Linked DNA regions of Mus musculus: all the other regions are linked to region 7. The links are chromatin loops, found by intact Hi-C in ENCODE. Cell type or tissue: heart. All regions are shown on one strand. Region 1 holds the start of Sclt1 (sodium channel and clathrin linker 1). Region 2 overlaps 1700052H01Rik (a long non-coding RNA gene). Region 3 overlaps Jade1 (jade family PHD finger 1). Region 4 has its middle 15 kb from the start of Gm42437. Region 5 overlaps Jade1 (jade family PHD finger 1). Region 6 overlaps Sclt1 (sodium channel and clathrin linker 1). Region 7 has its middle 8.5 kb from the start of Gm40038.

Region 1 (4,000 bases), 560 kb after region 7:
CCATGTTAGTAGATGCTATTTCAATGTTTGCTCAATAATTCCATCAACTACTTGGAATCTGATGCAAACGAGTCGGCAGTTGCTGCTGCTTCAGTGTATTTTTGGTATTTATGTATCTCCTTCTGCCAGCTACATGCTTGGAGAACAAGAATCTCCTTACATCAGCTACATGTATAGCACCTGGCACGTAATGAAACATAGGTCAACATCTTTTAAACTAACGACCTGAGCAATGCCTGGAGGTCCTAACCTGCAGGCTTGGAAACTCTTCCTGGCCATCAGCCCTCCAGTTTCTTCGAGCACAACAGACGCATTGCATTACAAATCTATTTCGTGCCTGGCCGACTCCAGTGCACGCTCAAGGAATATTCTACAAGTATTTACTAGCGTCTCAGCTTCGTTAAGTACATACATAGCCTCATGTACATCACCAAGCATTTTGTGCAGAGCACTTCTTTTTAAGTTTTTAACATTTTTCACGCTGGGACCCGACCAGCATTCACAACACATTAGTAGGTCAACGATAGCGACACTGCACCTTACAGATGAATTTTCCATCAGGGAACAGAGCGCGCTTACTTTGGTCTCTCAGTAAGTCGATTTCTGTGGCCATTTCGATATTTTAGTTTGGAGTTTTCATCACGTTTATCGATTCCTCGCAGGGGGGAAAGAAGGTATTTCTCAAACAAGCAAGCAATCGAACAACAACAAAAAAGCAGCCTCCCGCTGTGAGGGCAAACAAAAAGCTAAGGGGTCGCAGGGGCAGCCGAGCCCTGGCGCGGAGACATCAGCATCCCACTCACGCGGCGGCGCAGCCCGGCCCGCCGCTCCGCGGAACCCAGGCGACGCGCCTCAGACTCCGTTCCGCGCTCGGCCGGACCCGGCCGGACGAGAAGGGCCGCGGAGCCGCGCGCGGCCGGAGGGCGCCGAGTTCCCGTCAGACCGCGCGGGAGGATGACCCTGCGACGCGCCTGGCTGGGCGGCAGCGTCCCCGCCGGCTGAGGGGCGACGCCAGGGCCGCGGGAAAGCAGGAGCGGCCGCGGAGTCCACTCGGCCCGCCCTGCGACTTTGAAAGCGGTGCCCCAGACCGTTCCTTGGAGACGGTGACGCCGCGTCCGTCATCACGCGTGCGTCGGTAGGCGTCATTGCGCCGTCTCAGGCGCAGGCAGGTGATTGGCTATCTGTCAGGCGGTGGGCGGGTCCCTGAGGCCGCGTTGGGGGCTGAGTGGGTTGCTTGGCGCCTTCCGCAGTGGCGCAGCGAGTGTCTGTCTGAGGTAGTGTGGCGCATTTTTAATTTAATTAATTTTTTTTTTTTTGTATGGAAACTGTGATAGGAGCAGGCACTAACTAGGTAGGGATTTTCATTGCCCACCCCCGAGTCTTGGTTTTGCAGACACTAAGCGTCTGTGGGAGTCTGTGCAGAGAGGTCTGTGAGTCCTCGGGCTGAGGTGACTCAAGGTCCCCTCACCCCGCCCCCCAGTTTAGAGCTGTCGCTCCTAGGTCTGAAACTGGTTCTTGTGCCTAGAAAAGAGAACTATTGTCCAATATTTAACCCTGTGGCTTCAAGAAGGCACCTGGTCAGGATCCAGGATAGCCTGCAAATCTAGCAGGTATTTCAGAGATGTTTCTTCGGATTTAAGGAAAGATAAAATTCTGCAAAAATAAAATGAAATTTGTACTGGGGCATAAACTACCGTTCACAGTTTTACGAAGTGATATTATGAGTATTTGAGCTGTAAAGCTTGAAACATAAAACATACACAAAATATTGGGGGCAAAAGACATTAGCGATAAAAAAATGCTCACTTGAAGTTTATCATTGGCTTTTGAGGCTTTTAATTGATTATATTTTTATGCATTGAAATACAGTTTCTTTAAATATGCTCAGGGCCTGAGATAGCTTGGTTATGAAGTGCTTGCCTGGAATTCCCCAGCACCCACATAAAAAGCCAAGCAAATCCCCTTTAATTTAAAGATTAAATGGCCTTTAATAGTAGTGCTTGAGAGGAGCAGACAGGATGAGGGAAAAGGGTGCTCTCTATCCAGCAGCCTAGACAAATTTGAAAGTGACTCCAGAGTCAGTAAGTCATTGTCGCAAAAAGTAAAATCAGGCATGTTAATAAGATTTTTTTTTCCTGTTTGATAATATCTGGTGAAAATAAAGGTAGGTTAAAAAAGGTGAACAGCCTTTGAGAATGACATCCCACTGATACTCTGCCTCAAGCTCAGTCCATACACAGCTATAGACGTACTCCCCCACGTGGACACACACAAAAACAAAACAAAAGGCATGTATGCCCTGGATGAAGTTTGGCTTTTTGTTTAACCGTTGAAGACGTTTAGTAATCTTGTACTCATAAAACAGTATCAACAGTGTTACCCTCATTCCTCTAAAAAGAGTCGCTGCTAAATATGTATGTGTTGGCACTAGCCATGCAAAGGGTTAGTTTAGCTTTGAATCAGTGAAAATTCAACCCGGTCTGGTTTTTAGTGGCCATAAACGTAACAAAAAAAAAAAAAACACACTGATTGTGCAAGCTCCATTTCTTTTTTAGGTTCACTATAGGGTACTTTCTGAGGAACATTTTTTATTGACTCAAAAAGATTTTCCTACATTTGGTAGGAATATATTAGGGTGAAGAAAGCCAAGTGTGACTTCTGTATTAAAATTATCAATGGTTTTGTCTAAACTGAGTAGTGAAATAGAACTTTGATATTTGCACTTGAAGTGCTTGTTTTTATATGATCATGGTCAAAATAAGCACAAGCCAGTTGAAGTTTCATGCATTGAAAACTAATGGCAGGTTTCACTGGTAATTTTAATAAATTGACACTAAACATCTAGTATTGACATTAAACATGCTAGGCTTCTGTCTAGCAAACCTTCAGAACATATGAAATAGGAATCTAAGTAAGCGAATTGGAAAGCTAGCTCATCACAGCAAGAATTTGAGCCCAGAAAATATGGCTTCAGTATCACAACCGTTGACCACCATGTGATATAAATTATGCTGAATGTTTTAATGTTTATAGCTAGCTTCTAATTGCAATAAATGAATGGCTACTTTACATGTTTTATTATAATCTCCAGTGATTTACTGTTCATTTTTCAAATGGTTTTATAATGTGTTGTAATGTGTTGCTGAGTTAGCCTTCCCCCTTAAAACAATTAAAAAGACATAAGCACCCAGAATTCAAATGGTGTGATTAAAAACCTTCAGATGTTCCTTTGTGTGTCCTCTCAACATTTTCACTGAAAAATCAGGTTTGTCTGTTTCAGAATTCCTAGTTCCTCCCTCTAGAACGCAGGAGCAACTGGGCAGAGCCTAAGAGGGAGCTCACTGCTCAGACCTGGGCCAGAGACCACAGCTAGCACCAAACTTAGAAGAGCTTCCAGGTCTGTGTCCTATCGGTTCCTATTGGTATGTCCTTTGAGCATCTCTTCAAAGTCTGTCTTTACTTGGACTGAAACCATTTGATAGTCCCATTGCCTCCAGCTGGCAGGTTCCCTGACTTTACTTTCTTCTCCCTCCTTTTCTTTTAGAAATGTGTGCTGCAGTGTCAGATGCGAACTAAAAAGCAGTATGGACTGTAATAAAAAATTAAAGATTTTGTTTTTTGTTTTTGTTTTTTTTTGTAAATGAAGGAACTTGGAAATTTTCCTTAAAAATCATTTTATTGAAACAAATATTCCTTAACATTTCTTTTAAACTTTTTTTTTTTGTCTCCCAAGCAAACGTGTCTCTCTTTTGATTTCCTTACGTAGAAATTAAAACAATTGAAGTTTTAACTCTTTTTAAAGTATAAGTCGAAGAAGATAAGCTAAAAGTGAAAACTACAGCTTAACAACCTTGTTTTAAGAAAGCTGCTAGTAAAACTGTAGTAGGCTAGTGATCAACTTGGAAGTATTAATTCTGACTGATGGTTCATCAGAGTGATGAAGGTTTATGAGGTCTAACATTAAGCGGTTGGACTTTGAAATATTTTCACCTTATTCATT
Region 2 (4,000 bases), 190 kb after region 7:
CTGCAGGCTAGCTAAGCTCTCTACCAACTGAACCATAGCCTCCTCTCTTCTCACTTCCTCTTCCTTCAACAACATGCCTTCTGTCTTTCCCTTAGGGATGTCTGGGACAGAGGAGAGGGTGAAGGTTCAGGCCTGGGGAGGAGCCACGCTTTAAGAGTCCTTCAGGCTGTGATCTTTCCACTTCCCTGTTGGTGTCATAGTGTTAAGAGGAAGGTGTTGACGGGATGACTAGGCCAGCAGAGCTCCTGAGGAAAACACACAGCCTTATCAGAGGGTTTCCTGCTGCCATTGGCTGGAAGTCTTGCCTTTGGTTGACCTTGCTTTGATTTAGGCTGAGGGCTCTCAACCTGCATGTGCACCCACAATCCCTATTGTTAGTACACAGTCCCATGGAATGTGAGAAATAAATCTGTGTATTTCGTGAATCATCCTGTTTCTGGTATTGTGCTATATAACAACAAATGGAGACAAGAACCACTACCCAACAGACAGTTATCCAGTCAATGTCAAGAAGAAAGCAAAGCAAAACGTGTGTGAACATGCAGTGCTCTATTTCTGGTCTCCAGGCTGGCCAGGTGAGCACATCTGAGGAAGGCTACGTGTCTTGTTCAAGTGCAAGGGCAAAGTGGAGTCCCTTTGTCAATAGTGTCCAGTCTTCCGGTCCTTCTTTGGCCCTTGTAGTGAGTTTCACCTCCAGACTCTTGACAGCCACGTCCTGTCCCCACTGCTAAGGAAGAGTCCTGTGACCTTTCCTTCTTGCCTCTGCTTTACAACCACAGGTCAGAGAACAAGACATTGGCCACTTACTCCTTGTGATGGTACTGAACAAGCAGAGAAGGCAGAATCCCCCCCACTATGGATTTCTCACTCCTGTGAACAAATGTCCACCCCCTTCCCAACTGCAAGAGGGTGAGTAGAAAAATAGAAAAATAGAAAAATAGGAGAGCATCAGATGATGTTGGATATCGTGAGAGTGTTACTTTATGAAACTTAGTTCCAGTTAAATGCACACATTATCTGTTTAATGTAGAGAGTCTGTGTTCCCAATGCCTGTGGGAGCTTCCACTTCTCAGCCCCTTTAGAGCTGGCAATGTGACTGACACCTGATTGCTGGAATCTGATTAATGGGACACATGTACATTCCAATATTGTACCTAAACCCTTCCACACAGGCTATTCTAGTGTGTGTGTGTGTGTGTGTGTGTGTGTGTGTATGTGAGTGCATGCACATGTAACTATATATATGATTCTGTGTGTGTGAAAGAAAAAGGAGAGAGAGAGAGAGACATTTGGGTATTTATATGTGGTTTACATTAATGATATATATTTACTATAGATTTTGGTATAAAAAAATAGAGAGTGGCTGCTCTAGACACTGTACCTCAAACATAGCCATGAATCAGCTGCAGCTAACCCACTCCAGATAGCCATTGCACACATAGACTACAGATCCTATCAAGATCTACTGCATTGGGAATCTGACGTGGGTGCTTAACGAACAGCACATTGCTGGGTGAGGACTAAAGTTGAAAACCACTTTAGGCCTGGCATCTATGAAAGGGTTTTCCTGGCAGCCTTGGGGCTGTTTAAACCATCAAGCTTCATACCTATTTTCTTTGGTCACTGTCCAAAGAGTGAGCCTTCCTAGTCCCAACTCAGTCCGTGCATTGTACAATCTTATCACAATAACACTCTGTGCAGATCCACCTAGTCCTTCTGAAGCCTCCACAGCGCCCCACCCCGAACAGCCTGTTGCATAATTAACTAAGTCCAAGTTCCCCCACTTTTCACATCGTTTCCACAGTCAAAAGAGAGCCACTCAGTAGATGTTCTCTTTGTGTTTGGAAAGTGGGTCAAGTCCCCTCCAATGTCTTCAGTGCTGTCCTGAGTCATAGGTTTCCCACCCTTTGGGACAAGCTTTATCAATTAGAATGCTTTTGGCAGTAAGTCACATAGTGTCCAACTGCCAGGACCTAACAAAGGGACATTTATTATTATAGTACATGGTAAATTGAAGGGCCGTGTGATAATTGACTAGTTCAACAGGTCTTTTTGCTCTGTTTCATCCAGGATGTCGGATTTAATCCTCAGGCTTGTTCCATCTTGGTTTCAAGACAGCTGTAGCAACTCCAGCCATTGCATCTTTCCCAGCTGGGTCAGATTTGATCATTTATAGATTCTGAAACAATTAGCACAGACTTGGTACTTAGAACAACAGGGACTTATTCTCCAAGAGGCTGAAGTCAGCGTCACTGAGGTGAAATAAAGGTGTTGATGGGGTTCTACACCCACTGAAGGTTCTGCAGAAAGGCTGGGTCCTTGTCTCCCAATGTTTGATGGTTCCAGCATCCTGGATCTGTAGCTGCATCTTTCTAATCACCATCTGTCTTTCCACTGAGGGTCTATGATCTTGTTTAGACCATGAGTTCTCCTCTTCGTTAGAGACACTAACTTGAGCTTGCTTTAGTGCCTACCTGGGCTCTGTAAGAGACTGTCCCAACTCAAGTCCTCAAATTTAATCATATCTGCACAGATCTCTTCCCAACCCCTAGGGCTGTTATTTACCCGAGTAAGATGCCATATACTAGTATGTGCACATCTTCTCATCTATAAGTGGGGCGGTGGGCTGTGAGAGGAATCCTGGTAAGGTGGAGCTAAGGCTTGAAGTCCGGGGGACCCTGAAGGGACGGTAGGAGCTTTGCCTGCTCCCAGAACCAGGCCCCTGTCAGGTAGCCACAGCTCCCTACAGCCCCCTATAGAGAGGTTTGTGGCCATCAGTCACATAGGGGCAGCACTCCAAGCCCTCCCACATGTAGATGAGGTATCCCCAACCTCTCAGACCAAGCCAATAGGAAGCACCTACTGTCATTCTCTGACCCAGCCCAAAACTGTATATAAGGATCCTATCCAGAAGAAATAAAGGTGTTCGAGAATTACTTTGTCATCTGAGAGCTTCTGCCATAAAAGCTGCAACACCACCACCAGGGAAGAGACCTGCTCTCCTGAAAGAGCCACCAGAAGCTCCCACCACCACCACCACCACCACCACCCCACTACCCAGCACCCACCCCCCACCATCACCCTCCTCTCGTTATCCCTCCACCTCCCCTACCCCCCACATCCCTCATTGGCTAGTCAGTCTCCCACTGGCTCATCCCCCAGCTGACTCTGCCCAGAGCAACAGGTGCAGCATCTAGGAGCAACAGAAGCAGGGCTCGGTGGAGGTGATTTCCCCCTCCCTGCTCGCATTCTCTCCCCTTCACCTGAACCCTCGCACCTGGCCCAGCCAGATATCTCCTTGGAAAGCCTCCAGTACACAGGACCACGTCTATAATGTTCTTCTATTCTTCCTGCTTGTTTATTTCTTTGAGACAGAATCTCAAGCAACCAAGGATGACCTTGAATTTCAATCCTTTTGCCCCACCCCAACCCTTAGATACTGGAATTGCATTTCGTACCATGTCCAGCTTGCTTCATGCACACCAAGCACAGCTCCCATCATTTATAAATTCTTATCAAGGAGAAAAATCTTTTTTTTTTTTTTTTTTGGTTTTTCGAGACAGGGTTTCTCTGTATAGCCCTGGCTGTCCTGGAACTCACTTTGTAGACCAGGCTGGCCTCGAACTCAGAAATCCGCCTGCCTCTGCCTCCTGAGTGCTGGGATTAAAGGCGTGCGCCACCACGCCTGGCTGAGAAAAATCTTTACTGGATGCCTTCATCATGTTGACCCCAGAGTGATTAGCGGCACGGGGCTCATGAGCATAGAATATGGCCTCTTAGGAGAGGAAGGCTGGACCTGCAAGAAAACTGGCCGGAGGGTAAAAGCAAACTGTAGTGGCATTGAGACAGTGTCGCTCTGCCCCACCATGGTATTTTCTCAACTTTTCTCCACAGCCACAGAGGACTGCAGCAGCTGTATTAGATCCTCTGTGTGACCTAGCTAATCGGCAACCATTGAGCTCTTTGACCTTGTCATTACCCAGTGACCTCACAAACTTCC
Region 3 (4,000 bases), 410 kb after region 7:
TGTGTGCCTTGTTGCAGGAAGAAGTGAGCTAATTAATACATATAGGCTCGAACACGCAAAGCATGTTACACGTATATCATGCGCAGTGAATGTTAGCTATTATTATTAATTGTATTCTTTTTTTCCTTTCCTGTTCCGTCTTCGCTGGCTCCCAACAAGTTTTCCTCTGGCCAGGACATGAGCGGGTTCAGCTGCTGCCAAGTCACTGCCAGCCTCAAGTTAGTTTTAGCCATGGATCTGTGGCTTATTTGGCAACAAGCCAATGTGACTCTGGGAGTTTCGTTATGCTTAAGGCTTTCCCCGTCTTTCCCAATTTGTTTTCACATTTTATGTTTCCCTGATGCCCTACGTTTCGTTGTTCATTTCCCTGCTAAAATCATTTTTAGAGGCATCTGTCTCCCGCCAGCCTCGGTTGCTTAGGGGCCCCGTTGTCCTGAGACCTGCTTTCTCTGCGGCCATTCCGAGGCGCCGGGCATTGAGACCCAGGTGTCTCAGCCTGTCGGGTTCTCAGGGAAAGCTGTGGGAAAGTTGTTCTGGCATTGCACTGTTTGTGGGATGAGCTCAGTTGGCTTGTGGTGTGGTGGTCACACAGCGACAGGTGTTTCTCAGAGTCCCTTCCCATGCTGCCCCCATATAGCTGGAGAGTGCCTTGTCTAGGAGCGGAGGAGTTTCCTGGAGATGGAGTAACATCCCCTGCCAGAAAGCACTTAAGAGACCTGTTCCAGCAAACACTCACGGACGGCTGCTGTGGCCAGTGCTGCTGGCCTGGTGTCTGTTTTGACCTACAGTGCGCACTTTATTTTTTTGTGACATCGGAACGTCTCTGCACCTGTATTTTACTCTGCTGTTAAGTCCTGAGTCAGCTCTTAACTGCTACTACACCTTTCTGGTGTCCATACTATACTGCTGTTACTTCAGCCTGGGAGTGGGATTGGAGCCCTCTGAGCAGCAGGCACCACACCCTGTCCTTGCCTGGTCTGTGTCAAATCTTCTGAGTGCAAAGTGCTTTGTACGTAAAGCACTCGGGTAGCCGTCACCCCTGCCCTTGGTGTCTACTTGGCACTGAGCTTTGGGCCAGAGCCTCTCCCAGGTCTGTAGGAATGGAGCTGCCTTTTCTCATCTCCTTCCTCAGTCTGCCTTCCTTTCTTTGGCAAATTTGCGTGTTTTCTTGTACAGCTTAGCTGGGCTCTCTTTTACCTGATTTGCTTGGTGTGGACTCACAACTTTGACCTCAAAGCCCTTTTCCTTGGGGTTGGGTTGCTGTAGGCTTATGATCAGGGGCTTTTGTCTCATGGTGAGATCTTTGCAGAAGGGACACAGTCAGTCTGTTGCTTAATGGGACTGTAGATGTTAAGAGTGGCATCCTGGCACAAGACCAGTATTGACAATGACAGCGAGAGAAGCGGCCTTTTAATTCAGACCCTACCCCGTACTTTCATAAGATGAAGTTTATTAAAGAGAACACCAGTCTGAAAAGCCAACAGGTGTATACTGTGACCCGTGCTTAGCAGCACAAGAAAGCGCTTCCTGTCCCGAGTGAGGGAGTGCATTGCATCTCTGTGGCTCTGTACACTGAGCAGAGCATCTGGATCCAGGCGCATGCTGCTCGTGATACATGGCAGGGCTTCCTGGTACACACATCCTCACATGGCAGTGGGCTGAGGACAAGGCCGGAGAGGGAAGCAGCTGTGTGGCCCTGGCTGCCAGACAGGGTGCTGTACGGTCAGTCAGCCTCGTCGATTCGGATGGCAAGGGCCCATGAGTCAGGGGTGCTGCCTCCCCACAGTTTGCTTATCTTTGCTGTCTGTGATGAGTTAGGGTGCTTTCTTAGAAGGTGGGCACAAGCTGAGTCTTGATGGCAGTGAAAACAGGGTTGGTTCTGTCTTTCCACAGAAACTTGCTTCCAGGGCTGACGGCATCCTGTGACGTGGGACAACAGGGCTCTAGTGTTCCACTCCTAGATGTTTGCAGGCCTGCATTTCTGCCTGCTGTCAGCCAAAGTGGACCTTGCTCTCACCACCCGCCTGCCCCATGTGCTAGCACTTCAGGAGATTGGCCGCTTCTTTAGCAGTTAGTTTAGAAGATAGTGACCTCTACCGGGTGGTTCTAGATTCTGCCTTGAGGTTAATTGGCTAATGAAGTTTTGTTTTAAAACATGGGCTCGAAAGAGAGCTCTCCGTAGTGGCTTGTCATTCCCTGAAGGATTTCCAAGAGCCTGTGTTCAGCAGCCCTTGGTGAATTGAGAGGTCTTGGAGAGGGGAGCGGTTGTGTTTTGTGCAACAGTTATGTTGAGTCGATACAATCACTGCACCCTCTGCTTGTGTCGGCTGAAGGAGCTGGAGCCCACTTCAGTCCTGGGCGAGGGGAAGGAGTGTCGGGTGGAGTGAAGGGTTTCTGTAACAGGGCACTCTTACTCTGTTGATACCGTGACCTTGTTATGGGCAGCTCCATGGTGCCCTTGCAGCTGCCAGTGCTCTGAAATGAATGCCTGTGCCACTGTCCCTTTCTCGTCTCCCCAGGTGTTTAGGACCGACCTGATCACTGCCATGAAGTTGCATGACTCCTACCAGCTGAACCCGGATGACTACTACGTGCTGGCTGATCCCTGGAGACAGGAGTGGGAGAAAGGGGTCCAGGTGCCTGTGAGCCCAGGGACCATCCCACAGCCTGTGGCCAGGTAGGCACCCTGGATAGACGCGTGCTTCTCTGCTCTCCTCCCTGCAGGCATAGAAGCTGAGAGTTAGCGCTGTAGTAACATGAGGCCTCACAAGAGGCAGAAATGTAGAAACTGTTCAGGCGCTGAGGGCGGTGAGTCAGAGGGCAGTGGCCTCTGAATTTAGCACATTATCGCAGGGGGTGAGCCCTCTTACTGGAGAAGAGAAGGTCCAAGATGTTTTTGGGAATGACCGACTAGGCGAAGTCTGATGTTACTGTCTGTTTCTCTCTGCATTCTATGTCACTTCACTGAGTGGCTTAGTGGGAGCCGTGGTGGCCTTGGTGCTTCGGGCAGTGGCTGATTGTATTTTAGGAGCTGACAGTGTCCGATGAGGAATTTGAGCTGTGGACAGGCTCTTTGCAGACGCTGGTGTTTCCTCTTGATCTCCTGCCGTGTCGCTCACCTCTCCCAACATGTCCTCGATCTTCCTTTGGGACAGGCTGTGTCGAGTTGGTACCTTTTTTCCCCACTTTTGCATATGAGGATGGAGTGCCCGATAGCTCTGCCAGCATCTGGCTGGCTCCTTGCTGTGTGAAATAGCCTCTCTTACCATGGATGAGTATGGACTAAATTCACTTCTTGGCCCTTAACTCCTTAGACACTTGATTGGTTTGATTACCATCATTTTGGGATCTCTGTTCAAATTATATGATAGTATACTATGGCTAGACAGGCATAGGTGACCACCAGGAGTCACCTGCTTCTTCAGATGAGGGTCATGGCCTGTGAAGCGGGTCTCAGGGCGCACAGGATGGGGATGGTCCCTTTTGGCCAGCACCGGCAGGCTGTCAGTCTAGGAAGCCGTGCCAAGGCAGGATGAAATGACTTCATAATAGATAGACTGGAGCGTTTCACTTGATACCTGTTCTTGCTCAAGCAGGAGAAATACATCCAGTTTGTCTGCCCATCTCTGTCACACAGATAAGTTCTTCCTGTCAGTTCCAGGGTGAATAACGTATAAACTCTGGGCATCCTGTTGGTGTGAATGTATGTGGTCAAAACCAGACGTGGCAGGACTGTGACCACAGAGCCTCTGCTGGGCTCCTGGCCCGAGCTGATTTGCTCCTTTTGTGCTGTCCCTAGTCTGGCTAGGGTGAGGTGGAATTCTCCCGTGCTCACAGCTTGTAAGGGGGTGGTGGTAGAGGAATTGTCTGGGGCCATATGTTCATGGACCATGGGCTCTGGCGCTTAGAATAAAGGAATGGCAACAGCCCAAAGTTCTCCCTCAGTCTTTTTGGAAGGTGAGAATTCAGAGGTGTCCCTTGTGGTCCTCAGCGTGTGCTG
Region 4 (4,000 bases), 140 kb before region 7:
GAAAACTGCGTTTTACTGGAATAGTTGTGTAAATAAATGAATTTGTTTTGAATGTGCTTGCTGTTTACATGTGCATGTGGGTGTTTCAGTCACACACTGGTCACCTAGTGTTTCCATTTCGTTTCTCTTTGTCTTGTCCTATACTCATAATTGTTTTCAAGTGATGTAATAAATTGATTTTTAATTCTTAGTGCTATTGTAACTGATGTAAATAAATAATAGTTTTAGTTTTGTGGAATTTAAAAAATAAATTATTTTGAATCATCTGAATCAACTTTTAAACTTTATTCATGCTCTATTCACAATGCTGTCGTGTTTGAATTCTACTAGGCTCAGTTGTCATTATGTTTCATTAATGAAGTTCCAGTGACGAAGTTCGTAGGTTCATTTGTACTGAGCACAGCATGATTCAGAAGTACTTTATCGCACGAGCAGAAATACCCAGTCTCAATGACGGCATTGATTATCGTCTTTTTTGAGGAGACTGGAGAGGTTATCTTGTTCTTATAAGTTACATATTAAAATATTTCCTGAGGATGTAACTCAGTGGAAGAGCACTTACCAGGCATTTATCAGGCCCTGAGTTCAATCCTCACCACTGGGGGAAAAATAAACCTAAAGTACATAGATACAGTGATGTCGCTGAAGCAAAAGCTTGCATAGCACTGTGAGGCCCGGACTGCATCCCTAACAGAAAAGGGAAAGTGGGAGAACGGGAGAGAAGCAGGAAAGGAAGGAAAACATAAGGAAAAAGACAGAGATAGCCAATCTTTTGAGAAAGGGTTGTTGATTCATAAACAATTTTTCATTAGGTTGTCATGCATACTAATAACACAGTTTATAATGTCTACTAATGTGACAGTTTTGAAGTTTTAACTTTAGAAAGCAACTTTAAGTATCCCCCCCCAAAAAAAAAGGGGGGGAAGGGTGCCAAACAAGCTGCGGTCTTGTAGACGTAAGTGGGGGTTTTCTAAGCCAGTAATTTTGTTCAGGTAATGATGTATTATTATCTATGGAGGTGCAGTCAGTTTATAATACATAGTTTATTTTGCATATACATGTACTTTGAGAAATTCAGAAAAGCTCGAAAAAGAAAATAACCTTTTTTTTTTAAAGAAAGAAACAAAATTGGTATTATGCTACACATACGGAATTTTAAAGTGCTGGTTTTTACTCAGAGCTGTTGCCTTGTAATGACTGTTACATTTTTATATGGTAACCTTCATTAGTTACACAGTGTCCCATCTCCAGAGGTTTACATTCAAAGTGTCAGCTGGATATCGGGGCTCAGTGGTATGTGCTTCCTTCCATCCTTGTGAGCAGCAGTTACAAGTTTTCCTCTCCATTAAAATGGGGGGGGGGGTTTGGATTGTTTTCATCTTCTTGTCCTGTAATCATTTTTTACACTTTTGGGACACATGCCACAGTGAACACGTGGAGGTCAAAGGACAACTCGCAGAAGGCACTTGTCCTCACAGTGTGGGTCGGGGGGATTGAACTCAGGTCATCGGGGTTGGCTGGCAGGGCCTTTACTTTGTGAACTGTCTTGCTGGCCTATTGCCATCTTGCTCAGGTTACTGAGTGAGAACTTGCTCTGTCTGTTGATTGTATTCTTTGTAGATTGCTTGGTCGTGTCTCTTCTTGTCCTTAGGGGGAATGTTTATATTCATTGATTAATTTATTTGGCATTTACCTCACCAACAATATTGACCCCGTGCTGTCTGATCTTATGTTTAAGTACATTTTTAAGCCATTTATTTATTTTTATTTTCTGCTCTTTGGTGTTTTGCCTGCAAGTATGTCTGAAGATGGCAGATCCCTGAAACTGGAGTTACAGATGGTTGTGAGGTGCCATGTGGTTGCTGGGAATTGAACCCAGGTTCTCTGGAAGAGCAGCCAGTGTTCTTAACTGCTGAGCCATCTCTCCAGCCCCAAGTACATTTTTTTGATAAAAGTTAAAAATTATGCCCCCCTTAATTCTAAATGTAAAACTTTAGCAGTAAAGAAATTGGCGTTTGATGAAAAGAAAATACTATAAACTGACTATGAATCTTAAGTGATCAGATCCACAATTTAAGTCCCTGGAGATCCTGCCCTTCCTTTCCTGGGACAGGCGTGGGGTCCAGCAGGTTGTGTAGCTGAAGACGGCCTTGCCTCCTGATCTTTGCCTCCTGATCTTCCTCTACTGATATGATCACTGTGGACCACCGTGTCTGGTGTAGCTTTGATTTTGATTTTTCTGAACTTGTTTTGAGAGCTGACACCTCGGCATTTCTGGCATTTTCTTAGCCTCTTGCTGTCATGCTGTGATGTTACCACTTTTTGTGTGTGCTCCATCTTTTCCTGCAACTAATTCCTTAGGCCCTAGAAACTCAGTTATTCTATTCTTTCATGGGAGACAGATCCAGTAGAATAATAGCCAATTGTATAACCACTAGATGGCAGAATAGGACATGTCAGAGCTATGGACTTGTGACATAGGAGTGTGTGTCTGTGTGTGTGTGTGTGTGTGTGTGTGTGTGTGTGTGTGTGTGTTTGGTGTGTGTGTGTTGAACTCTTACTCCATCTTGTGGTGATATAAAATTATATCAATGGCTTGAATTACTAATATTCATACATATATCCCTGTTATTAGTAAATTAGACTGAGCTATTTCATTGGATGATAGAGAAAACATTAAATTTTTGTTTACATGCCTGGCCAACACAGATTATATAGTTAAATCATTGGAAAAGAGGTCCTGCCCGGGACATGAGGAACCTAATAGTAAAGCATTCTCTTATGACATGTATCGCATTATCGCACAGCTAGGCAGCTAGGCAGGTGAAGGCTACTAGGGCTACAATCCTGAAGCAGGAAATCAAGGCCAAGTGCTCATTGGTAAGACTGTATTTTGTCCAATTAGTGGCTTCTGATGCAGACATGTCTAGGACTTAGATAAGTCCTCTGGGACATAATGGTTAGAAAAGAATAGACTCTCCACCCCCCCCCCCCCCAAAAAAAAAGATAAACCAAAAATGACCATTTTTATAACAGACTATTCAGAAATAATATTTTTTCTGGCATTAAGGTATGAAGAATTTGTTTCAGGCTTAATTAAGAACCATGCTGGCCTGCGGATGACTGGTTGGGAGTGGAAGCTACGCGAACAGATAAACAGTTTGAGTCCTTCAGACCCCACATCAGGCATTTCACGGCTGCTTGGATCTCCAGCTCTGGCTTCTGTGGTTACCTGCACACATGTGCACAGTAATAAGAATAAAATACTTTTTAAAAAGAATCATCTGTAGCCTTTTACTGTTTGCCAGTTTGGCTTTTAATTTTTTTTTTAAATATGGTATCAAGGATTGATCCAGAGCCTCTCTCTCTAGGCAAATGAATCCTCTACTCTTCCCTACATCAGCAGCCCTGCTTCCAATAACTTCTTTTCTCTTGGCCAATGAAGAAAGAGTTGGCTGATAGAATGCTTTCTAACAACACATATTGCTGCAGTAAGTTCTAAGCCAGAACGTGCCATTGCGTTTTGATTTTTCCAGGTGATTCTGAGGCTATGGACAATCTGTTTTTCAAAATGGTTGTTTTGTTTGTTTGAGACAGGGCCTCATTGTATAGAATAAGCTGGACTTGAATCTAACCAGTGCAGCCTCTGCATAGCCACAGCACCCACCCCCAAACACTCATGCACGCGCACACACACACACACACACACACACCCATAGTGTTTTAAAAGGTATTTGATTTTTATTAAAACGTAGATATCTCAGACCTGTAATGGTTAATGTCTAAATTGGTTTACAGTTGCCTGTCCCTAAGTATAATCTAAGGTATGGACTTTGAGAACACTCCACAAAAATTAGCAGACTACTGCAGTTTGAAGGTAAGACGCTAGCAGCTGCCATTGTGAAACTGCTCATCTGTGGAGTTCAGGCGCCTCGTGCTAAGTGACTGTCCTTCATCTACAAAGTCCTGCATATCTCGGGGTGTTGCCAGAACCCAAGCA
Region 5 (4,000 bases), 420 kb after region 7:
ACCCCTTTGACTTTTCGTCTTAGATTTTGGTTAGTTCTGTGTATGAATATTGTGCATGTGTATGTCTGTGCACCACCTAGAACGACTGGTGCCCAGAGGTCAGAAGAGCACGTCAGGGGTCTCCGCTGGAATTGGAGCTCTGCGATGGCTGTAAGACACTGCCTGTGCTGGGAACTCTGAGTAGTCAGTGCTCTTAACTGCTGAGCCGTCTCTGACTCCCTTTTCGTGAGCATTATTTCAAGGTGGCAGTAGACCCACCTTGGTGGGGGCTTGCTGTTGTCTTTTAGTGAAGGTAATTTAGAAAGCTTAAGCATAGATACAGGGGCCTTTTACCCCTCATGTAACTTAACAGATTTATTATTACTTTGTGGTGGTGTGTGTGTCTGTCTATCTGTCTGTCTGTGTGAATGCTGGAGGAAGTGAAAGTTGGATCCCCTCAGCTGGGCATATAGGTTGTGAGATATCTGATATAGGTGCTGTGAGCCACACTGGGGTCCTTGAAGGGCAGCAAGTGCCTTTAACCACACAGCTGTCTGTCTGTCGAGTTCTGTATTTGACTTTGAATGTGGTGGTCAAGTGATGTGGATTTGCGTGGGGACATGTGTACCAGGCAGTTTTGTGATTTAGAAAACTGTCCTGACGTACTTTTCTGTGAGGCCATCAGTGACTCTCGGAGAAAGTGGAAAGTTGCTTGTGTGACCTGAGCTCTGTGTTTTATTATTGTTCTTTAAAATAGCCCTGGCTGCCTGTATCTCAGTGTATAGGCCAGGATAGCCTCCAACTGAGATAATCCTCCTGCCTCTGCCGCTGAGTGCTGAGATCACACATACTCACTGCCACACTCAGAGATCTGGGTTACCCCTTTCTCTATAATTCACCTCTAGGGCTTTAGAAAACTCCATGGCTTCACCAGCGGTGGCCCCGTCTCAGCTCATCTTCACAGGGAACCCTGAGACGGACCTGTTTTGTATCTGGGCTTTGTGGTCCAGAGGGCGTCTTGCCCTGGAGTCCCTGTGGAGGTGTGTGTGATGGGAGGCCACACGACTGCCACTGTTGCTGCTGCCTCTCATTGACCTAGTGACCCTGAAGTCTTCTGACATTTGCTGTTACGAGATTTCTGCTTGAAATCCAGTTGTGCTCTGTGCTTCAGAAGTCTGTAAGCTGCCATCAGGGCTGTGTGCCAACACCTTAGCATGTGGGTGGCAGAGTTGGCCCTGATGACTTCCGCTTCTTCTGCTCTCGACACTTCACGCTCACTTTATTTTACTTTCCGTGAGATTCTTCATGGCTTGTCTTTAAGGCATACTTGATTAGTGTAGATGTGCCTTTCCAGTAAACGAGATCCTCGCTTCAAAGGGAGCTCTAGAACGCCATGGCGTTTGAAGCCCTCCTACTACTGTTGAGATCTGTAAGAACACTGCTTTGCTGGTAGACTTGTTGACCACTGCTCATTCGTGGCCGCGCGGAGCTCTCAGGACTGCGGTGTTACTGTTTCTTTGCTGAGCTCCGCTCTCATCCTTGTGTTTTCCTTCTTGTGTCCTGGGCGTTCGGATTTCATGGTGGCTGTGCTGTTTCTGCCTGGAGAAATAGAGCCAGGTTCCTGTGACTTCCGACTTGCAGTTCATTTAAGGATAACGTTGTGAACTGTCTGGGTTTTAAAGGGCTGTCTGAGCACACTCCCGGTACTACCATGGGTTTGTTTATTTACTCCCCTTATTGAAACATTTGCTTTTTCTTTCTTTAAACCAGCATAATGATTTCAGTTGTAAAAGCCTTAATTTCTGCAGTTTGGGTTGTCTTGTGTAATTTTGCCAACTTGTGCAAAACAGGCTTTGTTTTTAAACATCAGCGAAAGAAACCAAACTCTCATTTTGAAATGTCTCGCTCTTCTGCGGCTGTCTGTTCGCATGAACTCTGTTGGACTCCAGTAGGAGGAGTGTGTCCAGCTTGAGCAGCGAATGGTTGCCCAGCCACTATCACCTTGGCTTTGGTGCTTTGTTTTGCCTTCGTTCCGTGTCACGCCCATCATGAAAGCAGAGAGAGGTCTGTTGTACCCTCTTGAAGCCTGCAGCCAGGTTGGAGCATTGGCTGCTCAGTGGTTGGAACTGTCTTATGGCTGGGTCTCTTCCGCACCACAGCAACACTCGTTATTTTAGGATCCCTCTTGTCAAGTTCTTGGGACTTCCTGTGCTGAAGACACATGTGGCGTGTCTTTGGAGCTCAGGCACATGGGTGCTTGGAGGTGGGCTGGCATATTTCCTCGAGGGTCAGGATCACAGTTAGGTGGATATGGGCATGTCTACTTTGGTGTGGCTCTGTGAAAATCCTTCTAGATTGTTTTTCAGTTCACAAATAGGGGCTGGGCGATGCCTCGTAAGACTTGCTGACCGCCCTTCAAGAGAACAAAGGCTTGATTCCTAGATCCCACATTGGCTGCTTACAGCAGGCCATTACTCCAGTTCTAGGGGATCCAGCACCCTCTTTTGGCCTCTGTGGGCATTACACAGTGTGTGGCACAGTGATATATAGAGGCAAGACACCCATACACATAAATAACAAAGTTGTGGCCTTACAGGCTTGCTATGGGATCCTCAAGGTGCCAGAGGGCAGTTGGCTATGTCGTACATGTGCCCTGGGAGTTCAGCCAAAATGTTTGCTGTGTCCCAAGAAAGGCGGAGCTATGAAGCCGACCCGCAGCGGAACCAAGTGGGTCCACGTCAGCTGTGCCCTGTGGATCCCTGAGGTAAGCCTGCTTTCTGATAGCATCTTAATTGAGACAGTCCTGGTTTCCTGCTGGGGTTGGGTAGGTGGGAGTGAGTGACTCACAGGCAGCAGTAGAGCTGCTGGGTCCCCTCTGTCCCCAAGCTGATCCTGAGCAGAGCGGGTCTGTGGAGGGGCTTCCTGGAGGCAGCAGTGGCCTGGTGTCCACAAATAGCCCCACTTTTCCATTTCTGGAAACCCTCACGTAGATGACAGCACTCACAGGCCAGGCCTGGCACCTTCACGGCTCTGTCCTGAGGGTAGCCATGCTACTGTCCCTGCCAGTTTGTGTTTGCCAAACTCCGAGTGCAGTACCACAGTGCCCTAGGTCACACTTCTGTGAGCTTTATTTAAATTCTTCCTCGGCTTCCACCTTGTTAATTTCAGGTCTGCTCTAATTTATTTCCAGTCCCAGACCTTAACTAATTTAATTTGCATGGCTTGTGATGAGAATATCATTTGTCATTTAAATTCCAGTATTTTTGGTGTGTGATTTGCTGCATTTTTTTTCCCTCCAGAGGAAAATTGCCTGGGTATGATTTACATGGGAGTTTCACTGGATCTTTTGGTTTAATATTAACCAGTTTGCAGTTCATTATTCCATATTTATCTTGCTAGATTTTTACTTTTAATATAGTTATGTGTTCTGATGTAATACTATTAAATATAGTTTATCTCTTTGCTCATTCTATTATTTAAATATGTTTACAATGGGTTTTTAGTCCTTAAAAATTCTTGTCAATCTAAAGTCTTTTTTTAAAAAAGATTTTATTTATTTGATATATATGATGTACTGTAGCTGTCTTGAGACACACCAGTAGAGGGCATCAGATCCCATTACAGATGGTTGTGAGCCATCATGTGGTTACTGGGAATTGAACTCAGGACCTCTGGAAGAACAGCCAGTGCTCTTAACCTCTGAGCCATCTCTCCAGCCCCTAGCCTTGTTACGATAAGATAGATGTTTTTGCTATCAGATACTTGAAAGAAGTGAAAACTTGTAGAGAGGTCTATAAAGACTGGCAAGCTGGTATCAATGGGGGCTGATCTCTGGGCTCTGCTGCTGCTAGTCCAGAGCTGGGCCCTGGGGCTAGCCCTCAGGTCTGTGTTACGACTCTGATTATCCGTGTCATGCCCATCTGGCTATTTTGGATCTTTAGGTAAGCATTGGCAGCCCTGAGAAGATGGAGCCCATCACAAAAGTGTCTCACATTCCCAGCAGCCGGTGGGCGCTTGTGTG
Region 6 (4,000 bases), 490 kb after region 7:
GCTCTGTATTAATTGTTGTCCACTGCAAAAAGAAGCTTCTCTGACAAAAGAACAGAGCTGAAGTAGGACATGAGGTTGGTAAGGGATATTTGGGAGAGTTGGAGGAGGGGAATAAGAATGGATATGATTAAAATATTATGTGTATAGAATTAAAAAAAAAGATTGTGAGTCTGAACAGCTATTATGACTTAATAACTTTGAAGTACATGAGATAATGAGGAATAGGGCTATAGACTGCTTGTTATCAGACTATGTGAATCCTTAAAAGGCTTATAGGTTAAGAGTATTTGATGCTCTTGAAGAAGGCCAAGGGTTGGTTTCCAGCATCCACATTGTACCTAACAACTATCTGTAAGTCCAGTTCTAGAGGATCTTATGCCCTTCTTCTGGACTCTGTGCATTGTACACCCATATTGCACAGAAATACATGTAGGCAAAATACCCATATACATAAATCAAAAACGGTAAAGTGTTAAAAAAGAGGAAGAGAATCCTTGGTTTTGAACAAACAACTATAAGATGGAAATCCTCTAACAATTAAGAAATGAGTCAAGAGGGAAATTAGTATAATAGCCATAGGCTGCTTCTGAAGGATTTGCTGCCTTAGGACTGAAGAGAGAGACAGGCAGTGGTACTTTTCTTCAGCATACGCCACATAACATGTGATAAGTGTTTATACAACTATGCAGCTGAGGGGAAAGACAAATAACTTTGTCCTGGTTTTAAATTTTCTGCTAACTTGTGTTGTTTTGAACAATTTACAAGCATAATATGTATACTGTGGGTATAATACAGTTTACTTTTGGTGGTACTAACGTTAAATCCAAGGACTCACATGTGCTAGGCAAATATTCTGCTACTGAGCTATATCTTAAGACCTAGTGTATACATTTCAACTGTTCCAAGAGTAGAGAGACAGAATTCAAGGCACAGATGGGAACATTAGGGGAAAGGCATAAACTCTTCAGGCATTCCAGTTTGGATTTGAAGAGATAACTCCTTTCTTCCTTTCTTTTTCTTTTTTTGAATCAGGGTCTTACTATATAGAGTCCACTGGTCTTAACTTCACTATCCTCCTGGTACACATCTGGAATTGCAGGCATTTGGCACCTCACCAAGAGTTTTACTAGGTTAGTAAAATCTAATTTACACGTTTTACCTTTTAAGTATCTCTTTTGAAAAATCTAAATAACATGTGGTATTTTCTTTATACCCATGCATTTCCTACTGGAGTATTCTGCACATATTTTATAGTATATAAATTCTGGTATATGCATTATTGCTATAGTGAATTCTACAAAAAAGGGTTGTAACATTAAAAAATTATCTACTCTCTGTCTTTTATAGATTATACCCATTCAAATGGAAACAGCTCAAGACAGCATGGTCTAAGATAGTATAGAAATCACAATGGTTAAAGGGTTGAAAAAAAAGGCATGAGTTGAAGAATCCATCTAATCTTTTGTACCTTTAACTCTGCCAATTAAGCTTCTGCTTGATGAGGAGACTGTGCAGGTAAAAACTAAATAAGCATGACTAGGACTCACCTAATTGAGTACACTCTAGCAAACTACTATGATGGAACAGAGGATGCAGAATAGTGACTCAAGGTATGGGGACATAACAAGTCTGATACTAGGGGCCGTAGCTCTGCCAGCACCTGACTAAGATAGATACAGAAACTCACAGCCAACCATTGGCTCACCTGAGGACCCCAATGGAGGAGTTAGAGACAAGACTGAAGGAGCTAAAGGGGGTGGCAACCCTATAGGAAGAACAACAGTATCAACTAACCAGATCTCCCAGAGCTCCCAGGGACTAAACCACCAACCAAAGAGTATGGAGGGACCCGTGGCTCCAGCTGCATATGGAGCAGAGGATGGCCTTGTCTGGCATCAATGGGAGGGGAGGCCCTTGGTCCTATGAAGACTTCATGCCCCAGTGTAGGGGAATGCCAGGGTGGTGAGGTAAGTGCTTGGGGGAGCACCCTCATAGAAGCAGGGAGGAGGGATGATGGGATGGGGAGCTTGTGGGGGTGGTGGTGGTGGGGATTGGGAAAGGAAACAACCTTTGAAATGTAAATAAATAAAATGACAGCCCCACACAAAAGGGCTGGAGAGATGGCTCAGAGATTAAGATAGTTAAGAGGTCAAGAGGTTAAGAGGTCTTCAGTTCAATTCTCAGCAACCACATGGTAGCTTATGACCATCTGTAAGGAGATCTGGTGCCCTCTTCTGGCATGCAGGCATATATGCACACAGAATACTATACATAATAAACATATTTTTAAAAAACAAAACAAAACTCCCCCCAAACAAAACAAACAACCAAACAAACAACCAAACAAAGTCTAATACTTACATACTATTTTTGATAATGACTGACATGCTAGCATATTTTATGATATTACTTTTACCATTTAAAATACAGCATAATTATCTGGTAAAGGGAAGTGTCATTTGTTTCCTACATTTATTCAGTAGCTGCTGATCCTTTCATTGTTAGGGCCTGTGGGGCCTGTGGGGATCTTACTATTTTATAAACATGCTTCCATGTTTTCTTACCTGATTTTGTTTAATGTTAGCTTCTTCTAAGAGCTGCATGCTATCTCTGGCTCTTGAAATAGCCTCATATTTCTCATTTTCTGATTCACTACATTTTGCTTGTAGTTCTTTGATTTGCTTTTCCAAATTTGATTTCCCTGTTTTTAGTACATCGGCTTCTTCAATTGCTACACACAATCTAGAAATTAATAACCACAATATGAAAGTTAAATATTTTTAAAGGGAAGAAAGGACATATGAAGTTTACTAAACATCACTATATGATGGTAGTATGCTTGTTATTTTTACATGTATTTCTCATTTAAACCTTGCTATAGTTCTATAAAAGTAGATTTTACAATGGGTATTCTGAACAAAATCATACCATGGTCAGCTTTTGACTAAGATAATAAAAAGAGCAGCAGAACTGAGACAAGATATTTTGATTCTAATTGTGTGATGATCTCTTTGGGTTTTGGTGTCTTTAATTTTGTGAAAATTTCATAGATGTATACAATGTATCCTGGCCATATGGATCCCTCATTGCCTTTCTCCAGCTCTCTTTCCTCCCTCCCTCAATAGGTTTTCCATCTAATGCCTAATTTCATCTGCCCACCCCCCAACTAAATACAATTAGTGCTTCCTATATGGAAATATGTGTAGGATCATTTCCTGGGATGTGGCAAACCTTCCAATGGCCTCCCCTAAAAGAAAAGTCAATCTCTCTTCGCGGATACCAAATGTCACACCTCCATTTCCCTTCAGAAAAGGGCAGGCCTCCCAGGAGGATCAACCAAATGTGGTATATTGAGCTGCAGTAAGATTAGGCACTTCCCTTTATATAAAGGCAGGACAAGGCAATCCATTAGGAGGACAAGGGTTCCAAAAGCAGACAAAAGTGTCAGAAACAGCTTCTGCTCCCTCTTAGGAATCCAACAAAAACAACAAGCCGCATAACTGTAACATATATACTGAGAGCCTAGGTAAGGCCAATGCAGGCTTTTGATTGTCGTTTTAGTCTCTGTGAACCCTTGCAAGTTCAGGTTTGTTGATTCTGTGGTTTTTCATGTGATATCCTTGACCCCTCTGGTTCTCAAAATCCTTTCCTCCCTTCTTCAGCAGGATTCCCAGAGCTCCACCTAAGGATTGGCTATAGGTCTCTGCATCTGTTTCTATCAGTTGCTGGTTGAAGCCTCACTGATGACTATTATGCTAGGCTACTGTCTATATTGTCTTTGTTTGTTTGTTTGTTTTTTCTGGTCATGTTTGGTACTATCATAGCTCTCTGGGCCATCTGGCCTCTGGTTTCTGGTCTTCCCCACACTGTTAGGGTCTCTCTTGGCATGGTCTCCCATGCTAGATTTTTTTTAACTGGCTTGATCTCCTGTATGTCTTGTAAAGGCAACCACAGTGGCTATGAGTTCTTGTAGCAGCTGTGTCATATCCAGAAGTCTATC
Region 7 (4,000 bases):
GAGCCTGAGGCCTGGACACACAGCAGGGTGATTAGTAACTATTGCTCCAGAAAAGGTCAAAATGCTTAGTGGATGTAAAAAGCCTCCTTTAAAATTTAATGCACTTCCTAATAGACCAGATGAAGGACTAAATAAGACATAATAAAAACAGAAATTAAAAACGCTCCATCCTCTGCACCCACGAATTCACAGCATAGGACCTATAGAAGACGAGGTTAGTCTATCCTCTAGCCAGAAGTGAGGAGGGGCCACATGAGCCCCCACCCAACCCCTAGTTGAGGAACTACTGTAGTTGATAGCATCTCGAGGAGAGAGAGTCGGTTTTCTCCAAGAGTGTGGCTCCTGATGGATCCCCCATGCTCCACTGGATGGCTGGATGGTCCCATATCCGTGATTATCAGGCTGCACATTTTTTGTTTTTTAGTTGCTTTGTTTGTTTTTTTGAGATAGGGTTCCTTTGTGTAGCCTTGGCTCCCCTGGAACTCTGTAGACCAGGCTGGCCTCAGACTCACAGACATCTGCCTCTGCTTCCCTCTTGCTGGGATTAGAAGTGTGCACCACTACTGCCCTGACAGGACAGCACAGATTTTAAAAAAGAGGTCATGAGGTTGGGAGAGGGTTGGGGGTGAATCTAGAAGGAGCTAAGGGGAACACTAAGGAGTTTACATTGAATGAATGCATGGGATTCTTAAAGATGTAATAATAAAATATGTTTAAACATTGGCCCATGATATGCAGAAGCAAACGATACAGAGTTGCTCAGGGTTACCATTTAATGACTTCAGGTTTAGGGAAGAGAGGAGTCCTAGGAAGCTCACAGTGACAGACCTCTGATAGCAAGCTCACACATATACTACCCTATCCTCCTCTACTCAGATAAACGTCTTAAAATTGGCATTTTAACAGAGAAACTGGTGCTCATGGAGGCACGACTATTAACTGACAAGCATAGAATTTCAACCCTTCAGTGGCTGACTCCACGGCTAGCACTGTTATTTGTAGCCGCCTTCTCTCTGGTAGACTTTGCCAGGATGGTGCCTGGAGTCAGGCAGGCTTATCGCCGCCAGAGAGCCTCAAAGGCACAGTCCAAAATTAGGAATGATGAGGACCGAGTTGTCTGTCATCTGGAGGTGACTGCAGCCATTTCCCTGGCCACTGTCAGCCCCTGGCAAGTACCTCCCAGACACAGGTGCTGGGTTGACACCCTGGGCTCAGCCAGATCTCATGGACAGAGCGACTCTTGGCTCTCCTCAGGTGGAATCCAGTGAGGGACCAGGCTGCCCAGTGATGAGTGATTCAGCCAACCATCTCTTCGCTTGTGTGTTGCTGCTGTCTTCCAGCTCAGATGTATTACATCGTTGGCAGATGTACTTCATAGTCTCTGTTATTTCTTCATTCAGGAAGGAATGTCACAAGCTTCAGTTAGAGGCAGAATCAAGATGTCTCAAAATGCAAGCTTCCTTTGGACACTGCTGGCTGGTTTGTTTACGTTTTCATACAGTAAGCAGCTGCTGCAAACAGCTCTTGATGCTTTTCCTTGTGCTTTTTTCTACCCGCTCTCCCGAAGCCCCCCATCATACCCTCAGACGTCCTCTCTTTCTGCTTCCTCTCGATACATCCTGCATCCCTGACAGCCTCCGACAACTGCTGCTGAGTGATTGTGTCAGCCCCATAACACAGGTGCCTGTGCTGAGTGGATTCTTTCATGGCTTCTTGGGTCAGGATGTGCAGGAAATGCTGAATATACCACAAGGAGGAGATTTGCCTGGGCTCCTTGTGTCCATGCTTCCAGCCAACATTCCCGGATTCCCGTGGATCACGCTCCAACCCAGGCCCGAATACAAATCGTGCTGCCATGTTCTTCAAGAGGTGTCAGCATTCATGAAAACTGAATATGAGTGAGTTACTCTTATTTTTATAATTTCATTTAAATAATATAGTTTATTATCATAAATTTACATGTTATTCTATTGCAAATTAAGCCATACCAGGCTTAGCTCCAAGCACAAAGTTTACCCCTTATGAATATTATTTTCACAGAGACTCTTAGGAAGGACATAGATTATATTTAAATATTTTAAGAACTCGTTTATTTTCAGAGACTTAGGGAGTGTGATTATTTGTCCTGCTCCCAAGATCCTACAAAAAATAAAAAAGCGGGGCACAGCTGGGCGGGTTGGGATAGCACCGCTAGTTTGCTTCTCAGCCATATGTGTGCTGAGTGCTTCTCTGCTGTGTCTTCCCCGTGCTAGAGTTTCAGGGACTTAGAGCGAAGCCTGGCTTCAGAACCGGTCACGTGATAGCACAGATGAGAACGGTGACAGCTGTTCAGATACATGACCCCCAAACCAAAAGACACAAGGAAGAGTGGGACTGACCTGCCACTTCAAGCAAAGCAAAATCCTCTCCGCTCCTGGCTACTCTGAGACTTTGGCCACCAACCTGGAGCCATGGTCCACTAACTGTAGTAGAACTGGGGCTCTTGCAGTTGCCACTACTCAGAGGGCCACCAGAGGGCGCTTTCCTCCTTTCAGGTTCTGCCTTACTGAACACCGCTCCTTTTGATGGATAGCACTGAGTTTCTCAGGAGCTGGGGAATTCAGCTGATGCAGCTGTGGTAGACAGCTTGGGCACGAGAAAACGTCAGTAATTTTATGTGTGTTTCTGTGTATAGTTCTTCACTTCTGTCTCCTCTGGTGAACTGTGCACTTAAGAACCAGGTCTTGTCTGTGTTTATCTCTCTCATCTGTGGCTAGCCCGGAGTCTGATGTTTAAGAGGTTTTAATAAATACTACAGAGTGTGAAGAGCTGATCTTGATACAGGTTTTAGGTTTCTGCCTCTCTGAGCCATCTGAGGTCAGCTTGACCTGGGATCCTTATTCAGTAGGTCTGGGATGGGGGTGCAAACACATCTTTGGAAAGCTCTGTGCTCCTAGCTAGCTCTTCCTGCCCCACATGTGGGCTCCTTGGCTTACTGCCCTGGCTATGGGCTGCTGAGTATGAGAAATGAATCCCTGATCCTTGGGTTTGCCCCCGAGCCCCTTCAGCATGACCCCGTCTGCCCTCCCACAGGCCTTTCTGTTCCTCTTCCCATGAGCACCTTTCCCTGCCAGAGATGACATCACCTGCCAGCTGTGGGAGACCAGCCGGGAAGACCCGGGGCTCTTGGTACCACCCACAGGGGCAGCTGCTTCTGCAAGCTGGAACTCACCAGCTCTCGTTCTGCTTCAACCAACACTTAGACTGCATGGATGCTAGAACAGAGGGCATCCCAAAGCTAAGGGGGGCGGGGGTCTCTTCTCTTATAATGAAGGCTTATACTTTTGCTTCCTCAGAGTTCCGTTTTCCAAGGTTTTGAATGGGAAATGTGTGTACACGAGAAGGTTGAGGAGAGGAACTATGGATGGGGGAGATTCCTCATGTTATGTGGGTTGGCACTGCGTGAGGAATGCAGAGAGTTTCAGTCTTTTGGGTCAGGTGGTGCTGCATAAATCCCAGTGTGAGCTTCATGGGTGTGGATGGGCAAGTCAGCTAACACTCCGAACCTCAAGCACCTCACTGGTCAAACTGGACAGTAGTGTCCCTGTTTAGCTTACATGCAGACTTGGCTTTAGATGCAAAACTGTCAATGTCAGTCACTCTAAGTCACAGCACGCGAGGCTTGCTCTTGGAACTGTTACAGGATGCTTCGTTCATTGTCCCTGTGTCCTCTTCTCATTTGGCCATCGTAAAGGAAAACAGTCATTTTTTTTTTTTGTTCCTGCACTTTCATCTCGTGGACCTGGTGATTGATGCAAGTGACTGTTTTCTCTTCTTCAAAGCAGCTGCTAGAAAGCCCAGAGCCAAACGTGTGGTCCGATCCGTCAGCATCAACTGTGCTCACCATTATAAGACGGTTTTGGCCACATGTGTGGCTCTGTTCACGATTCCCATGTCAGAAGCCGGCTCTCACTTTTCCGTGATGTTACTATGTATTATCACTACTCTACAGATCTTAATC

What was found. A loop is a pair of places that touch in the nucleus more often than their neighbours do. Peaks named below come from ENCODE experiments on the same cell type or tissue, not always from the same donor. Only the 100,000 strongest peaks of a DNase experiment are listed, where the experiment ranks them.
Region 1: it touches region 7 in a loop (2.3-fold over the local background); 4 of 42 quality-filtered maps call a loop at or near these places.
Region 2: it touches region 7 in a loop (2.4-fold over the local background); 3 of 42 quality-filtered maps call a loop at or near these places.
Region 3: a loop joins it to region 7, with 2.9 times the contacts of the local background. A loop is called at or near these places in 15 of 42 quality-filtered maps.
Region 4: it touches region 7 in a loop (3-fold over the local background); 5 of 42 quality-filtered maps call a loop at or near these places.
Region 5: it touches region 7 in a loop (4-fold over the local background); 15 of 42 quality-filtered maps call a loop at or near these places.
Region 6: a loop joins it to region 7, with 4 times the contacts of the local background. A loop is called at or near these places in 3 of 42 quality-filtered maps.

What each region holds. Positions count from the first base shown.
Region 1 is chr3:41,741,416-41,745,415 of GRCm38, forward strand. Sclt1 (sodium channel and clathrin linker 1) reads right to left here and starts at 1,099. Exons shown (of 21, transcript NM_001081411.1): 1 at 580-1,099. The coding sequence starts at 613. It overlaps D3Ertd751e (DNA segment, Chr 3, ERATO Doi 751, expressed), which reads left to right and starts at 1,203. Exons shown (of 6, transcript NM_001099785.1): 1 at 1,203-1,274. In heart, CTCF peaks have their summits at 1,271 and 2,257; a DNase peak (open chromatin) is centred at 1,156; H3K4me3 peaks cover 2,135 bases; H3K27ac peaks cover 1,939 bases.
Region 2 is chr3:41,366,838-41,370,837 of GRCm38, forward strand. It overlaps 1700052H01Rik (a long non-coding RNA gene), which reads left to right. Exons shown (of 3, transcript XR_867184.1): 2 at 780-909; 3 at 2,071-2,802. Among named protein-coding and RNA genes, the nearest start is that of 1700052H01Rik, 13 kb to the left of the region's middle. In heart, no CTCF peak of the experiment used is centred here; DNase peaks (open chromatin) are centred at 204 and 1,764; H3K27ac peaks cover 761 bases.
Region 3 is chr3:41,589,164-41,593,163 of GRCm38, forward strand. It overlaps Jade1 (jade family PHD finger 1), which reads left to right. Exons shown (of 11, transcript NM_001130184.1): 4 at 2,520-2,677. Among named protein-coding and RNA genes, the nearest start is that of Jade1, 35 kb to the left of the region's middle. In heart, a CTCF peak has its summit at 2,096; a DNase peak (open chromatin) is centred at 2,018; H3K27ac peaks cover 355 bases.
Region 4 is chr3:41,039,938-41,043,937 of GRCm38, forward strand. It overlaps a transcript of Larp1b not described here. Among named protein-coding and RNA genes, the nearest start is that of Gm42437, 15 kb to the left of the region's middle. In heart, a CTCF peak has its summit at 2,401 (motif pointing right); no DNase peak of the experiment used is centred here; H3K27ac peaks cover 32 bases.
Region 5 is chr3:41,597,447-41,601,446 of GRCm38, forward strand. Jade1 (jade family PHD finger 1) reads left to right here. Exons shown (of 11, transcript NM_001130184.1): 7 at 2,576-2,743; 8 at 3,921-4,000. Among named protein-coding and RNA genes, the nearest start is that of Jade1, 44 kb to the left of the region's middle. In heart, CTCF peaks have their summits at 2,492 (motif pointing left) and 3,585 (motif pointing right); DNase peaks (open chromatin) are centred at 2,015, 2,575 and 2,965; H3K27ac peaks cover 1,266 bases.
Region 6 is chr3:41,672,764-41,676,763 of GRCm38, forward strand. Sclt1 (sodium channel and clathrin linker 1) reads right to left here. Exons shown (of 21, transcript NM_001081411.1): 12 at 2,565-2,742. Among named protein-coding and RNA genes, the nearest start is that of Sclt1, 68 kb to the right of the region's middle. In heart, a CTCF peak has its summit at 2,241 (motif pointing left); no DNase peak of the experiment used is centred here.
Region 7 is chr3:41,179,966-41,183,965 of GRCm38, forward strand. No RefSeq gene overlaps it. Among named protein-coding and RNA genes, the nearest start is that of Gm40038, 8.5 kb to the left of the region's middle. In heart, no CTCF peak of the experiment used is centred here; DNase peaks (open chromatin) are centred at 1,136 and 2,496; H3K27ac peaks cover 1,890 bases.